2 separate regions of the Homo sapiens genome follow, and region 2 is linked to region 1. Evidence: chromatin contacts called from ENCODE Hi-C or POLR2A ChIA-PET data. All regions are on one chromosome and are shown on one strand. The core of a region is the stretch at or near the end of the contact, and the rest is flanking DNA. Distances in the headings are between cores, read along the strand shown. Region 1 holds the start of PLD2 (phospholipase D2). Region 2 overlaps MINK1 (misshapen like kinase 1).

Region 1 (5,599 bases), core at 2,189-4,688:
CAGCACCCGGCCTTTTTTTAATTTTTGAGATGGAGTCTTGCTCTGTTGTCCAGGCTGGATTACAGTGGTGCAATCTCGTCTCACTGCAACCTCCGTCTCCAGGGCTCAAGCGAGTCTCCTGTCCCAGCCTCCCAAGTAGCTGGGATTACAGGCACCCGCCACCATCCCCAGCCACATTTTGTATTTTTAGTAGAGATGGGCTTTCACCACGTTGGCCAGGCTGTTCTCCAACTCCTGACCTCAAGTGATCTGCCTGCCTCAGCCTCCCAAAGTGCTGGGATTACAGGCATCAGCCACCACACCCAGCCCAGAATCTACTCTTTTGACCAGTACACTGAGCTTCTGAAGCATGTCCCCAAGCAAGCATCGATGCCCTCAGACAGTTTGGGGTGGCCAGAGCCAAGGCTGGGAGCATCTAGTCAAGAGCATCCTAGCCAAGGACTCTAAGTGCTCTTAAGTAAAGCTGTGGAAGTGCTGTGTTTTTTTTCTTTTTTCTTTTTTTTTTTTTTGAGATGGAGTCTCGCTCTGTTGCCCAGGCTGGAGTGCAGTGGCACGATCTCAGCTCACTGCAACCTCCGCCTCCCGGGTTCACGCCATTCTCCTGCCTCAGCCTCCCAAGTAGCTGGGACTACAGGTGCCCGCCACCACGCCTGGCTAATTTTTTGTATTTTTAATAGAGACAGGGTTTCCCTGTGTTAGCCAGGATGGTCTCGATATCGTGACCTCGTGATCTGCCCTCCTCAGCCTCGCAAAGTGCTGGGATTCCAAGCGTGAGCCACTGCGCCCAGCCACAAGTGCTGTTTCATCATTCCCTGAGGGTGCCACAACGTGGGGAGTGTTAGGTTGCTGATTACAGGGTACTGCCTGAGTTACACAGAAATGTTTCTTTCTTTTTTTTTTTTTTTTGAGACAGTCTCACTCTGTCACCAGGCCGGAGTGTAGTGGCACTGTCCCGGCTCACTGCAATTTCTGACTCCCTGGTTCAAATGATTCTCCTGCCTCAGCCTCCCGAGTAGTACGCATCACCACACTCAGCTAATTTTTTGTATTTTTAGTAGAGACGGGGTTCACCATGTTAGCCAAGATGGTCTCGATCTCCTGACCTCGTGATCTGCCCGCCTCGGCCTCCCAAAGTGCTGGGATTACAGGTGTGAGCCACCGCGCCCCGCCTTCTTTTTCTTTCAATGAACTTTATTGAAGCAAAAATGCACATACAATGTAATGCACACATCTTAACGTACAGTTCCATGAGTATTACCAAGTGTATGCTCCTATGCAATCACCACTCCTATCAAAATACAGGGCATTCTTATCATCCTGGAATGTTCCCTCACGTGTCCCTTTACAGGCAATCTTTTCCCTACACCCTGCCACAAGCAACTACTGATCTGATTTCCATCACTATAGGTTGTTTTTGCCTGTTTTATAAGTTTAAGACCGGGTGCGGTGGCTCACGCCTGTAATCCCAGCACTTTAGGCCAAGGAGGGCGGATCATTTGAGGTCAGGAGTTCGACGCCAGCCTGACCAACATGGAGGAACCCCGTCTCTACTAAAAATACAAAAAATTAGCTAGGCGTGGTGGCAGGTGCCTGTAATCCCAGCTACTCAGGAGGCTGAGGCAGGAGAGAACCCGGGAGGCGGAGGTTGCAGTGAGCCGAGATCGCGCCATTGCACTCCAGCCTGGGCAATAACAGCGAAACTCTGTCTCAAAAAAAAAAATTAGCAAAAGGCCGGGAACGGTGGCTCACGCCTGTAATCCCAGCACTTTGGGAGGCTGAGGAGGGCGGATCACTTGAGGTCTGGAGTTTGAGACCAGCCCGGCCAACATGGTGAAACCCCGTCTCTACTAAAAATACAAAAATTAGCCGGAAATCCCTTGAACCTGGAAGGGGGAGGTTGCAGTGAGCCGAGATCACGCCACTGCAGTCCAGCATGGGCAACAAGAGCGAGACTCTGGCCGGGCGCGGTGGCTCACGCCTGTAATCCCAGTACTTTGGAAGGCCGAGGAGGGCGGATCACAAGGTCAAGAGATCGAGACCATCCTGGATAACACGGTGAGACCCCGTTTCTACTAAAAATACAAAAAAAATTAGCTGGGCGTGGTGGCGGACGCCTGTAGTCCCAGCTACTCAGGAGGCTGAGGCAGGAGAATGGCGTGAACCTGGGAGGCGGAGCTTGCAGTGAGCCGAGATCGCGCCACTGCACTCCAGCCTGGGCAACACAGCAAGACTCCATCTCAAAAAAAGAAAAAAAAAGAGCGAGACTCCGTCTCATAAAAATAAAAATAAAAATAAATAAAAAATAGCAAAAGACTGAATAGGCACTTTATAAAAGAAGACATACAAATGGCCAATCAGCACATGAAACATGGTCAATATCATTGATCTCCAGACAAATGCAAATCAAATTGCAATGATGTGCCCACAACACCCATTAAATGGCCAACGCTAAAGACTGACAATATCCAACGTTGGCCATGCCATGGAATAACTGGAACCACCATACACTGATTTTGGAAATCTAGAATGGAAAAACCATTTAGAAAAAAATCGTTTGGCAGTTTCTTATAAGTTAAACACACACTGATATGATCGAACAACTCCACTCCCTAGTTACCCAAGATAAAGGAAAACTATCCACGCAAACTTACAGGAATGTTTACAGGAGCTAAAACAATGGGCAAAACTAGAAACCCACATGTATATCAAAAGAGAAAAATAAATCTGCTTTTTAAAAAAGATTGAAATATCTTGTATTTTAATACCCGAAAAAATTTTATTTCCCCCTAGACTGCCAATTCCAGCTGAGCAGGCTCTCTAACCATCTTATTTACTACCATACTCTCAATTTCTGGCACGGAGTAAGCGCGCAATAAATGTTTGGTGAATGAATGAAAGAATGCCCGCTTTCATACACTAATGGGTTTGTAGCCACCACCCCTCAGGCCTTTTACGCCCTCATTCCTTCCAGGTACAAACGCTATCTGGGCTAGGCCAAATGTGGCTCGCAGCGGGTCCGGGAGCGGGGCACCTACCGGCAGCTCCCGCAGCGGAGGCGCGTCCCCCGGGCGCCGAGGCAGCGCCCGCGGCTGGAGGGGCCCGGGGCGGGCGCCGAGCCCGAGGGATGCGCGCAGCGCGGGGTGCCCCGGGAGGCAGCGGCCGGGCACGCTGGGACCGACGGCGCGGGACGCCCCGACGCCGGGCAGCACTTACCCGCCGCACCGAGAGAGCTACGCGGCCCCGCGGCCCTGCAGGGCACAGGGCGGCCCCCTGCCCGGGGCTCTCGGTGGCGCACTGGGCGGCGGGGCGGGCCGAGGGCAGCGGGGGCGGGACAGGACAGACGAGAATCCCGCGGAGGTGAGGCCGGGGGCCGCCCCGCCCCCGAGGGCAGGCCCTGAGCCCCGGCCCCGCCTCGGCCGGCCCCGCCTCGGCCGGGGCGTGGGCTCCGGCTGCAGCTCCGGTCTGCTCTCTTGGCTCCGGAACCCCCGCGGGCGCTGGCTCCGTCTGCCAGGGTGAGGGGGCCGGGAAGGGGCGCGCGGGGGTCCCGGGTCTCGGAAATCGGGCGGGGACGGAACGGGCTCGGGCTGCGGGGCCTCCAGACTCAGTCGCACGCTCAGATTTCGGGATTTCTACCCCCGGCTGGGATCGCGTAACTTCCTCATTCCCGCCTGGACCCCTGCCCCCGGCCCGCCTGGCCTGGCGTGAGCCCCGTAGCCGCGCGCTCTCCGGACCACCCAGGGCCGCTTCCCCGCGCAGCTGCTGCGCCGCCCCAGGTCGGAGCCTTCCGGGCCTGGCTGGGTGTTCCCCGGGGCTCTGGTTACGGGACGGGGCGGGGGGCGGGGGGCGGGACTGGGATTGTGGATGAAGGACTAAGGTAGGGGATGGGGGCTCGAAGGGGTCGGTGGGGCGTTGCAAACTGGTCAGGCGTCATCCGCGGGCGGTCAGGAGGCCGTGGGGGAAGAGGAGGATCTGGAAGAGATGGAGGACCTGCGGGAGTTAGGATGGGGGGCGGGTTCTGCAGGACAGCTCGCCTCCCTGAGGCTTCCCAATGTTCCTAGGATGACGGCGACCCCTGAGAGCCTCTTCCCCACTGGGGACGAACTGGACTCCAGCCAGCTCCAGATGGAGTCCGATGAGGTGGACACCCTGAAGGAGGGAGAGGACCCAGGTACACAGGGAAGATGGATGGCCCTCAGGGAGGAGAGGCGTTCGGGAGCCAGGGGGCTGGGGCCTGTTGTGGTCTACACTCCTCGACTTTCTTTCCTCCCAGCCGACCGGATGCACCCGTTTCTGGCCATCTATGAGCTTCAGTCTCTGAAAGTGCACCCCTTGGTGTTCGCACCTGGGGTCCCTGTCACAGCCCAGGTGGTGGGCACCGAAAGATATACCAGCGGATCCAAGGTGGCCAGACTGGCCCCAGGGAGGGGGAAAGGGAGGGCGGCCCGGAATGGATCCAAGGTGGCTGGGCTGGCCCCAGGGAAGGGGCAAAAGGAGGGCTGGCCAGAGTGGGGAGGCGGGGACCCACGCAGGGGACATCCATTCAGTTCCTCATACCCCTAGGTGGGAACCTGCACTCTGTATTCTGTCCGCTTGACTCACGGCGACTTTTCCTGGACAACCAAGAAGAAATACCGTCATTTTCAGGAGCTGCATCGGGACCTCCTGAGACACAAAGTCTTGATGAGTCTGCTCCCTCTGGCTCGGTGAGGGCGACCGGACTGCTTCCTGTAGAGGGCAGGTGCTCCCCACCCTCCTTTCTGTCTGTCTCACCCCGGGGCCACAACCTTTCCTCCCTGCAACTCTGGCCACTGTGCTGCCTCCCCTGACCCCAGTTACCAGGAAACTTTCCCTGCTCAGCTTTCCCTGTCCATGGTTCTGTGCCAGCATCTCAGCTGGGCGGGATGCCCAAAATGCTCTTGGCAGCCTCACCCTTTTCTAGTCTCCATTCCCAGGGTAGGGGGCCTCCGTTTTGCCAGCCTCTAGGCCTTTTGTTTGTTTTTTGTTTTTGTTTTGTACAAGGTCTCCCTCTGTCACCCAGGCTAGAGTGCAGTGGTATGATCTTGGCTCATGGCAACCTCCTGGGCTCAAGCAGTCCTCCCGTCTCAGCCTCCAGAGTAGCTAGGACCACAGCCACCACACCCAACTAATTTTTGTATATTTTGTAGAGATGGGGTGCTGCTGTGTTGCCCAGGCTGGTCTTAAATTCCTGAGCTCAAGTGATCCACCTGCTGCGGCCTCCCCAAGTGCTGGGATTCCAGGCGTGAGCCACCACGCCTGGCCACCTCCAGGCCTCTTCTTTTCCTCCGAGCCCCATCTCCAGTGTTTTCAGGAACCAGAGCACCCAGCCTCCCAGCTCTTACCTGACCTTCATCCATCCTTTCCACAGATTTGCCGTTGCCTATTCTCCAGCCCGAGATGCAGGCAACAGAGAGATGCCCTCTCTACCCCGGGCAGGTCCTGAGGGCTCCACCAGACATGCAGCCAGCAAACAGGTGGGACCAGATGCCAGGTCCTCCGGGAAGGCATTGGAGGTGCAAATGGCTCGGTCCCATCTGTCTCTCTCTCTCTCTCATCTCCACTTCAGAAATACCTGGAGAAT
Region 2 (5,681 bases), core at 976-3,475, 70 kb after region 1:
CCTTTTTCCTGTCTCCCTCCTTCTCAGAAAGAGCTACAGTTTGATTCAAGAAAGGACTTCGCAGCAGTCAGTTCAGACGCCCCGGAATGGATGAGTTCTTCTGTTGGGGAGCTCTGTAGGGAACTCTATGGTCTTTGAGCCTCTAATCTAGAACTGAAGACGGATGAGATGACTTTTTTCAGGTTCCTTCCAGCTCTCAGGGTCAGAAAGACCTCTTGTTAGCCCCCTGCACTGCAGTGACAACACCTCTCTTTCCTGTGGATCCTACTGTGATTTACACCCGTTAAATATTGTTTTAGCTGTGCATGCTGGGTCATGCCTATAATATTAATGTGTTGGGAGGCTGAGGTGGGAGGATTGCTTGAGCCCAGGAGTTCAAGGCTACAGTGAGCTGTGATCATGCCACCGCACTCCCACCTGGGCAACAGAGCGAGATCTGACTCTAAAAAAACAAAAATGAGGCCGTGCGCAGTGGCTCACACCTGTAATCCCAACACCTTGGGAGGCTGAGGTGGGTGGATCACCTGAGGTCAAGAGTTTGAGACCAGTCTGACCAACAGGGTGAAACCACGTCTCTACTAAAAATACAAAATTAGCTGGGCGTGGTGGCACACGCCTGTAGTCCCAGCTACTCGGGAGGCTGAGGCAGGAGAATCATTTGAACCCAGGAGGTGGAGGTTGCGGTGAGCCAAGATCGTGCCATTGCACTCCAGCTGGGCAACAAGAGAAAAATTCCATTTCAAAAAAAATGAATAAATTTGTTAGGTTTTTTTTCCCCCCGCCGAGACAGAGCCTTGCTCTGTCGCTTTGGTTGGAGTGCAGTGGTGTGATCTCGGCTCACTGCAACCTCCACCTCCTGGGTTCAAGTAATTCTCCTGCCTCAGCCTCCCGAGTAGCTGTGAATATAGGTGCCCGCCACCACGCCCAGCTAATTTTTTGTATTTTTAGTAGAGACGGGGTTTCACCATGTTAGCCAGGATGGTCTCGATACCCTGACCCCTTGATCTGCCCGCTTCAGCCTCTCAAAGTGCTGGGATTACAGGCGTGAGCCACCGCGCCCGGCCAAGATTTTTTTTTTCGTAACTTTAACTGAAGCCAAATAATTGAATGTAGACCCACAAAGTTCTTGGTCTGGTCAGCCCAGTCCCCTTCAGAGCACAGAGAAGGAACCCCCTTCAGCTGTCAATACTTCCTCCCGAGCAGGCTGGGCTGTTTCCTCAGGCTGCCGCGTGCCAGGCCTCAGTGAGGTCCTAGACATTACCTGGTGAGCAAGGAGGGCTCAGTCCCTTTCTCCAGTGAATAAGACAAGTAAATGTAGAGCACAATGCCTCGTGATACATGCTCTGATGGGGCAGGCACAGGGTGCCGGGGCACGTCTCCGCTCTCCAGCTCCTCTTTGAGAAAATGGAAAAAGTGCACAGTGAGGACATTTTTTAAAAGCCTTGGGCTGGTGTCTCTCTGGTCTTCAACACGCCCAAGTCGTCTTCCTTGGGCTTATTACTTCAGTGGATGAAGTGCTTTTATTGGCATGGATGTGGGCTTTTTTGGTCGTGGGATTTTTTTTTTCCTCCCAGAAACCCTATGTTAGCTTTCAAAATCAAGGAGAAAGGAGTTTTAGATTATATGCTTTTAGGATTATCAGCACAGAGGCCACGTGTTGCCTGGAGAGTTTATTCCCAAGTGCCATCCTCACTTTCTGCCTCCGCTCGGTCCCTGCAGCGGTGGGGACGGGCCCACCCAGTGAAACACCAGGACTGTCAGAACTGTCGGCTCTGAGGCAGGCGTGGTGGCTCACACCTGTAATCCCAGTACTTTGGGAGGCCAAGGCAGGAGGACTGCTTGAACTCAGAAGTTTGAGAACAGTCTGGACAACATAGTGACACCCCGTCTCTACTAAAAATAAAAAAAACTAGCCAGGAGCGGTGGTGCATGCCTGTGGTCCCAGCTGTTCAGGAGGCTGAGGTGGAGGATTGCTTGAGCCCAGGAGACTGAGGCTGCAGTGAGCTGTGATTGTACCACTGCATCCAGCCTGGGTGACAGAGTGAGACTCAGTCTCAAAAGAAAAAAAAAAAAAAGAGCCATCATTCTGCAGGAGGTGCAGGAGTGTGGACAGTACTGGGCTGTATCTCTCTTCAGCTTGCAGCTCCACCTCCCAATTTCTTTCTCTCAAAAAAAAAAGGTTCTGCCAGGAGGGTGTGGGTGGCCTCCCGACCGCAGCTGTGTTGCTGAGGCCTGGCCTGCCTGCTCTTGGCCCAGGGGGAGGACGAGCCTCTTTAGAGGCTTTGTTTGAGCCCTTCGGGCTGTCTCCTTCTGGCACTGCTTGGCTCAGAAAAGTAGGAACAGAAAGTTCTCCCTTCTCAGAGGCCCTTTCTCACCATCACCTGCTGACTCCCTCCGTCCAGGTCCCTTTGGCCCCAATTGCCTCAAACCCTGGCCTGGAAGCCCTCAGTCTCAGGGGGACTGGGAAGAGGGAAGGACAAAAGGATGGTGGCCCTGAAATTCCTGCTCCCTGCTAGCTTTCCTCATCCCTGCTTTTAAGAAGTAAGATAATAATAATGGTCATTAACTTTTATTGGGCACACGCTCTGATGCCAGGAACCATCTGAAGCATTTGATGGGCATTTCTTCACTTAAAATGTGAGTACCAACCCCAGAGGAAGGTACTCGGGCACCCTCATTTTGCACATGAGGGTACAGACGCAGTTTCTCGGTGGGTTTGAAATCGGGAACATGTCTTTGAAAAGCCATCTGCGCTCTGACTTCCATGTTCTCTCACTTCTTTTTTTTTTTTTTTTTTTGAGACGGAGTCTCACTCTGTCGCCCAGGCTGGAGTGCAGTGGCGCAATCTCAGCTCACTGCAAGCTCTGCCTCCCAGGTTCACGCCATTCTCCTGCCTCAGCCTCCCAAGTAGCTGGGACTACAGGCGCCCGCAACCACGCCCAGCTAATTTTTTGTATTTTTAGTAGAGACGGGGTTTCACCGTGTTAGCCAGCATGGTCTCGATCTCCTGACCTCGTGATCCACCTGCCTCGGCCTCCCAAAGTGCTGGGATTACAGGCGTGAGCCACCGTGCCCGGCCACTCACTTCTTCCAACTTTTCCCGTAGAACATTCACTCTGAACCAATCCAGGAAAAGGGCAGCCAGCCACCAGGGTTCCTGCCACGTGCCCTCCTGATATGCTGGTCTTCACTCCCATATCTTGACTGGATACCACTTTACCCCCCTCTAGCTCTGTAATCCTTTTCTAAAGTCTTGACACAGTATTCTTCTGTCTCCTGCCCCTAGGACCCTGCTGGGATCTTTGAGCTTGTGGAGGTGGTCGGCAATGGAACCTACGGACAGGTGTACAAGGTGAGACGAATGGTGTGGAAGTATGACCTCCACATCTGCAGGGCAGTCTTGGGAGGAGTGGAAGGAAGTAGATTCCTGGTCTGCAGGTCTGAAGGGGGCTATGGGAGATGCTAGAGTCTAGGGCCCTGGAAAGGTAGAGTGGGGGAGAGGAAAGAGCACCCAGAAGGAGGTACTGTTGATGCCTCTCTCTACCTGAGTGCAGAGCCAGTCCCGGACATGGTGGGAACAGGCCAGCAGCCAGGCAGGGTGGCCTGCAGCAGTGAGAGCAGGTGGAAGGGCATACGGCCTTGTGTGTCAGAACTCTCCTGGGATTCAGAGAGAGCTAAGGCCAGAGATGTGGGTTTGGCCTCTCCCCAGACCACAAAGAGACCCAGGACTTTGAGGTAGTGGGACCTAATGGGTGGCCTTCTGCAGAGGGGATGTGGCCTCTGCTCCCACAGCTGGCCTGCTGGGGCCAGAGCTCAGGCTTTTGGCTTTTGAGCTGCCTCTGTCCCTGACAGAAGTGGCAGGTTCTCAGCCACTGATGGTAGCTTTTAGGTTGGCCAGCCCAGCCCTCTCGTGTGGCCTGACCACACTGCTCACACTTGGATGGGGGGAGCCACTCCAGCGGGGAGTAAGGTGGCCTGACCACTGCTCACACTTGGATTGTGGGAGCCGCTGCAGCAGGGAGTGAGGTGGCCTGACCACTGCTCACACTTGGATTGTGGGAGCCGCTGCAGCAGGGAGTGAGGTGGCCTGACCACTGCTGACACTTGGATTGGGAGGAGCCGCTGCAGCAGGGAGTGAGGTGGCCTGACCACTGCTGACACTTGGATTGTGGGAGCCGCTGCAGCAGGGAGTGAGGTGGCCTGACCACTGCTCACACTTGGATGGGGGGAGCTGCTCCAGCAGGGAGGGAGGATGCTCAGGGTGAATGCTGCCTCTGACTGGAGCCCCCTGGGGCCCGTGGCTTTTTCATCTCCAGACAGAGTGCTTGATACTGTCACAAGTCTCTTCTACATCTCTAGCCCCGTGTTTCCTGTGTCGCTGAGACCACCTGCCTTTCTCTTACACTCCTTCTCTTGCAAACTTTGGGGAAACAGGCACCCCACCCGCAATCTCTTGCCTTGTTGTTGCCATGGGAATAGTGGTGCCATGTGCTCCTGCGTCTCTGGGCTTGGGGTCTTGAATGGCTGAGGATAAAAATTACCCATGGGCTGGCAAAGCCAGTCCATCCCCATGAGGGGCCACCTTCCTCCATCCTGCTCGTCCCCAGGAAGCCTTTGGGCATTCCTCTCCAAGCCTTAGATGCTCCCACTGGGAATTTCAGAAGGATGTTGGGGGAGGAGGGCAATGGCTGGGGACACACTCAAGAAGAGGAAGTTTCTTCCCACTAGGGCTGGTGACAGGAGCATTAGCACATGTCGGCGGGCCCCTCTGTGTTTCTCTGAGTTCCCTAAAATCTCAGCTCTGTCTCTGTTCTTTCCCTATCGACAAGAATAAAAAGCTTTGTGGGTGAAGTTGATTCTGGGAGAGGCCTCCTGTCCAGAGTTGGTGAGTCAGGAAAGCACTGCAGCATTTTCTCTTGCTTAGGAGAAGAGGGTGAGGCAAAGCCCCTCCCTCCCTAGCCTCCTTCTCCTACTGCCTCCATCCTCCGTTAGGGTGGAGAAGTATCTTTCACGCCCTGCTCTAACTTTCAGACTGTAGAAAGTCCAAGCCAGAGAGGCTGGAACAGAACATAAATGTTTCTCCCTCATCTGTCTTGAGTTTTTATGGGAGGAGACCCTTCGCCTTTATTGAGCCTGTAACTTGGAAGTCCACTGTAGGTGGTTTTTCTGTTGGCCATGATGGCTCAGGAGCGCTCTCTGTCCACTCCCATGAGCAGCACATTCACTGAGGTGTGTAGCCACAATGAGGGGTACTTGCTTTTTTTCTTTTCTTTTTTTTTTTTTTTGAGACGGAGTCTTGCTCTGTCCCCCAGGTGGGAGTGCAGTGGCACAGTCTCGGCTTGCCTCCCAGGTTCAGGCAATTCTCGTGCCTCAGCCTCCTGAGTAGCTGGGATTATAGGCGCCCACCATGACACCCAGCTAATTTTTTGTATTTTTAGTGGAGATGGGGTTTCTCCATGTTGGCCAGGCTGGTCTCGAACTCCTGGTCTCAAGTGATCCGCCTGCCTCGGCCTCCCAAAGTGTTGGGATTACAGGCATGAGCCACAGCGCCCGGCTGAGGGGCACTTTGTAAGATAGAAAACAGTCGGGCCGGGCGCGGTGGCTCATGCCTGTCATCCCAGCACTTTGGGAGGCCGAGGCAGGCGGATCACGAGGTCAGGAGATCGAGACCATCCTGGCTA

Evidence for each region. Hi-C counts contacts between places; a loop is a spot of excess contacts on that map. ChIA-PET counts read pairs that join two places held with the same protein, here RNA polymerase II (POLR2A). Pooled maps may share reads with other maps.
Region 2: a map of heart right ventricle shows a loop between it and region 1 (2.8-fold over the local background). The contact joins the enhancer-like site here to the promoter of PLD2 in region 1. A Hi-C loop is called at or near these places in 38 of 168 maps with a recorded cell type or tissue (B cell, CD14-positive monocyte, CD4-positive, alpha-beta T cell and 30 more), 24 of 37 single-sample maps with no recorded cell type and 35 of 50 pooled maps. POLR2A ChIA-PET finds 5 or more read pairs at or near these places in 16 of 52 experiments (A549, CD4-positive, alpha-beta memory T cell, H1 and 12 more).

What each region holds. Positions count from the first base shown.
Region 1 is chr17:4,803,714-4,809,312 of GRCh38, forward strand. PLD2 (phospholipase D2) reads left to right here and starts at 3,439. Exons shown (of 25, transcript NM_002663.5): 1 at 3,439-3,512; 2 at 4,059-4,168; 3 at 4,271-4,401; 4 at 4,561-4,703; 5 at 5,387-5,492; 6 at 5,585-5,599. The coding sequence starts at 4,060. It also overlaps a transcript of C17orf114 not described here. RefSeq lists a silencer at 2,990-3,779 and an enhancer at 4,175-5,374.
Region 2 is chr17:4,875,031-4,880,711 of GRCh38, forward strand. MINK1 (misshapen like kinase 1) reads left to right here. Exons shown (of 32, transcript NM_153827.5): 2 at 3,287-3,352. Among named protein-coding and RNA genes, the nearest start is that of C17orf107, 22 kb to the right of the region's middle. Within about 2 kb of position 2,226, at least 2 of the 41 ENCODE cell types and tissues checked have a DNase peak (open chromatin) inside an H3K27ac peak, as active enhancers do; they include dorsolateral prefrontal cortex and testis, where a contact is called at or near this core.